Regions from separate parts of the Homo sapiens genome. Here region 2 is linked to region 1. A link is a loop called in an ENCODE intact Hi-C map of the cell type or tissue named here. Cell type or tissue: mammary epithelial cell. All regions are shown on one strand.

Region 1 (2,500 bases):
AAGCTCTCATGCTGAAATTTACATAGTTACAAATATTAAAAATGGTTGGCAAATACTATTTTTGTTTTGCTAGGTTCTCAGAAAGAAAATACAAAGGGTAGCATATCTTTTGTGAGACATTTATCTTAGAACAAGCAGTTACCTTATTTCCTGGCCCCTTTGAAAGCATTACACAGTAATCTGACAATATATTAACATTCACATTTGAACCACTGACTACATTCACAAGAAACAAACATTTCTACTTTCTTGATGTTATTCATCTGATGTTTACAATTTGACATGTAGTTCTTCATTCATATCAGCTGTCTATATATATATTATATATATTTATATATAATATATATATATCATTATAAATATTTAAACCAAACCATACTTGAACATCTCAATAAACTTCCCTATTATTGTGACTGTATATGCAGAAGCTCTTGAAAACATGATCCGTCCACTGTGGATAAGAGAAAGACCTCTCAACGAATGAAAACAAAGCTGTCAGTCGGGGAGGAAGAGGGTGACCAAAGAAAAGTTGAAGGGGACTCTGTGTAAAACATATCTTTGTTTTTCCATTTAAGAGTCACATTTAATGAAGAAAACTTTATACACAAATATGTGAAGTCTCTTTCAGATGATACTTTGCCTCTCTTATGGCTTAAAGATACTAATGTGGAGGAAATGCCTTGTGTCTCATGTTCCATCCTGGCTTGTGTGAAATTTTATTGGCTTTCCAAGAAAAAAAAAACAGGTCAAATATAGTTTCCATCTATTACGTTCACAGAGCTACTAATAAACTTGAGCCTCATTTCATGCTGATAGCTGCATAGTGTCAGCAAAATTCCTTGGAAACACATAGACTTATGATCCTCAAATAAAGAGATAGTCAAACCATAAAGGGATTCCAGCATTCAAGAGGATTCAACTGTCTATGTCCAGACCCACTAGATGTCACTGTGTGCGTGAGTACATTTGCATAAGACTGACACATGTTGAAGAGGAGAGGAAACCACTGTGGGACAGAATGTCAGGTAACAGAGGTTGAGATTGATGTACATATTTACAAGCCAGGGAACACCAAGGATTACCAGCAATACCAGAAGCTAAGAGAAAGACATGGAACAGATTCTCCTCTACAGCCTTCAGAGAAAGCATGGCCCTGCAGAAAACTTGGTTTGGACTTATAGCCTCCAGAACTGTGAAATAATAAATTTACACTGTTTTAAGGCACCTCCTTTGCAGTACTTGATTACAACAGCCCTAGGAAACCAACACAACCCAGCCAGTTCTAGCCCAGGTTGCCTGACTAGCAATGCCCCTAAACCAGTCATTTCTCACCACAAACTGCCTGTTCAACAAAGTCTAAATGTCTTCGATGTCTGGATTACTGATAAATGCTCTTTTCAACAGCTACTACTAATTTTTCCCAAGCAGTTTCAGTTACTTTTTCCACTTCTGGCTCACTCCAAAGAATTCCAGAGGTTTATGAAATGTTTGGAAAACCAGAGGTTTCTTTTTTCAAAAGGAAAAAGAACTCTCTCATCTTAAACATCTCTCCCAGAATGACCTTAAAAAGCTTGAAATTATAGGCTATCATGGATAGCTGAAAAGCTCATATTTGAAGACTTGTTTGGGGATTTTCCCTTCTGGAGAGCGTGCTGGGAAAAGAGACAAGAGACATTCCTACATTAGGTTGGCTCTCAACTGTCCTTCAGGTCACTTCAGAAACAACAGTAAGTGGCATTCTCTACAGAGTATTAAAGAAGTATGAAATGTTGTATCAATTAAAACCACTGGCCTAGTCGTTTTTGACCCACAGTATAGACCAGAGCTCTTTCCATACACATGTGATCTGAGTCAACTCCTTTATTCTCTCTGGATACATTTCATTATTACATAAGATGTTGAAATGACTCTTCAAAACATTCCTTGCGCCAGTAAAATCTGATTGATTCACACATTCCTTGGTCAAATTTTTTACCTTCATGTCTTCTAACTTAGAATGTTAAACATGTATTTTCTCCAGGATTAGTGAATATATTTTATTCAATAGCTTGGTTGACTCTTTAGGCTTCTATTACTTGTCCGTCTTTATTCAGCTTTATTTCTTTGTGATGTGTGCCTGTGGCTTTATCTCCTAGTCATTTTCAGTATGAATGGAAATCCTGTTTACATAGCCCTTGAATCTCTAGAGACTGAATGAAAGATATGGGATATGGTTGCAATCCTGGCCCCCCTCTCTACTCAAATGGGTAACTCAGGGGAGGCATTACCTGAAAGAAGTCGAATGTGAAGTGGAGCCAAGAGCAATGAGAAACTCACACCAAAGCTGCTCTCCAACATGCAGAATTGTGGGTGAACTTCTTAGAAAGCCAGGGAATTTGGAAGGAAAGATGTCTGTGTAGTAACATTAACAACCCTGGTAGTAAAGTAATTGAGTGAGCATACATACCACTTCACTGTCACAGACTGTGCTTAAACTTTCATCTACATTAACCTGTTTAGT
Region 2 (2,500 bases), 52 kb after region 1:
ACATACCAGAATAGTGGTTACCTTATCAGGAAGGGGTAAGACGGGATTCCAATGATCAGCTTCTTGATACAAGGAGTGATTATGTAGGCATATGCACTTTGTGGAAACTCATCCAGCCATACATTTTTAAACTGTGCACATTATCTGTTATACTTCAACAAAAAGTTTATTTTGAAAGTACCAGCATAGTGGTCATTTGCAATGATATATTATTCACTTCACGAATTTACAGATAGAAGGTTTCCAGCAGTTCTTGCAAGCCCTTAAGTGGTGGCTTTATGTTATCCCCTTGGTAGATCCCCTTGCAAGTGACCCTTAAATGGTCTGAGACTATTAGATCTTGACCCCTACTTCAAATGCCTGTTTGAGAGTAAAGGGCCCAGTAACATCTTCAGGAATAGCATTCAGCCCTGTTCAAGGTATTCACATTTCAGAAATATCTAAACGGTAATTTTTCTCAAATATTTAATGTAAAAATCTTGATTGCACCATATTGCCAGGGATAAGAGATAATGATCTTTCTTATTAAAATCATGAAATAGGGGCCAGGCCCAGTGGCTCATGCCTATAATTCCAGCAATCTGGGAGGTCAAGGAGGGAAGATTACTTGAGGCCAGGAGTTTCAGACCACCCTGGACAATATAGGAAGACCCTGTCTCTACGAAAAAAAAAAAAAAAAAAAATACCTGGACCTGATCATGTACACCTATAGTCCCAGCTACTCAGGAGGCTGAGATAGGAGGATTGCCTGAGCCCAGGAGTTTGAGGCTATAATGAACTATGTGCACACTACTGCACTTCATCTTGAACAAAAGAGCAGAAACTGTCTCAAAACAACAAAAAATGTGAAATATGGCTATATGTTTATGTGTATTGTCTTTAGAAAGAAATTGGGTGTCATTGAGAATGACTAACATTGATTGCACATGGATGTGGCTAATATTCACGCCAAAATAAGTTATTGCTCACTGTCTTCATGATTTGTGTTTTGTCTGCAATAGACAGGGTGGTTGCTCACACCCCAGGGTTTTGCATGTAAGTGCAGGCCCCTGTAATCTTCTATCATAGAGACCCATTATTGGACTTTCCATTTGGAATTATTTTGTCCACACCCAAATTCATACTGAAGGGAAGAAAAGCAGGGAGGAAAGGAGGAGAAAGAGAATTCCATTGCTTATAGGACTATTTTTGTAGTTAATCAGGTGTGTTGCACAGGCAGAAACCAGGAAACACGCCAAAGCCATTTGCTATGCCTCAGATAATCCCCTTGCTTTTGTGGTTGGGTGTGATACATACCATCATCTTCAAGCTTGTTTGTTTTGGCTGCAGAAAACAAGTTCACACTCTTGTAGGAAAGTAAGTAAGTGAAAGAAAAAAAATCATCCTTTTTCCAATTTCAGAAGAGAGCCAAACACTTGGCTGAAACTATTTGAAATTTTCTGGCTAGGGCTCCATCTTATGGCCTAAATTGTGTAGGCAGAATCAGAGGCTGATAAACCTGCCACACAGTGGGGGGATCCACATCCCAAGTATCTTCTGTTTCTCTGGGCCGATCCCAGGCCCTCTTTCTGTGTACAAGAAAACTTTTGGGAGTGATAGATATGTTCATCGTCTTGATTGTAGTGATGGTTTCACAAGTATGCATATATGTTAAAGCTTTTCAAATTGTGCACTTTGAATACAGTTTACTATATGTCAATTACACCTCAATAAACTTGTTTAAACAAAATGTATAGACCTACATCACTAAAAACCCTCCTTGCCGAGTCATGTAGCCATATGAATTTGCAAGAGAAGAGCATTATTACTCTAACAGAGTACGCAATATATGAAGAAAATAGCAGAGGACAAATAGAAAGGATATGTAGATATCCTTCAACACCCAGTTTAGGAATTCACACTTAATTGTGTAGACAATGAGTAGCCTACAAAAGGACTTTTTTTCTTTGCAAAAGAGTGTATGGTCAGAATTACACTTGACAAAGCTAAATTTGGTAAATTTGGCAAAAGTGTTTCAAGATGTGTTGGAGAAGGCTAAAAGTGTGAAGATTATTTCAGAGGTTAATTAATTAAATAAAAGTTGAACCAAAGTCCTGCTTGTAAGATCTGCAAAGAGACAGTAGGGATAAGTACTGTTGCAGAAGTAGAAGAGGTGAGAAAGAAGGCAGGTTTTAAAGCCGCATGGTCAGAATGGACGTGCTTTTAACAGAAAGGCTCATAGGAAGTTGATTTAGAAACAGGCAGTATTAATTGGTTTAACTTCACAGAAACACTTCATTTATTTAGTAGTGATTTCGATTTACATCATTATGGTTTATATTAAGATAGCTTAGATGATAATTCACTAGTAGATCTGTGAAAGAAAGGCATGTTTCCCACTTCTCAGAAATATGATTTATACCCATTGTCTTAAATATGTTCTCTATGTGCATTATTTTAGGATTACCCAGGACTTCTGTTACTCCAAATTCCTATTTTTGCTATCCATTCCACTTTTTAA

Evidence for each region. Hi-C counts contacts between places; a loop is a spot of excess contacts. Peaks named below come from ENCODE experiments on the same cell type or tissue, not always from the same donor. Only the 100,000 strongest peaks of a DNase experiment are listed, where the experiment ranks them.
Region 2: a loop joins it to region 1, with 6 times the contacts of the local background. A loop is called at or near these places in 2 of 110 quality-filtered maps.

The regions. Positions count from the first base shown.
Region 1 is chr6:74,938,551-74,941,050 of GRCh38, forward strand. No RefSeq gene overlaps it. Among named protein-coding and RNA genes, the nearest start is that of SNORD156, 190 kb to the right of the region's middle. In mammary epithelial cell, a CTCF peak has its summit at 943 (motif pointing right); no DNase peak of the experiment used is centred here.
Region 2 is chr6:74,990,781-74,993,280 of GRCh38, forward strand. No RefSeq gene overlaps it. Among named protein-coding and RNA genes, the nearest start is that of SNORD156, 140 kb to the right of the region's middle. In mammary epithelial cell, a CTCF peak has its summit at 1,472 (motif pointing left); a DNase peak (open chromatin) is centred at 1,131; H3K27ac peaks cover 2,308 bases.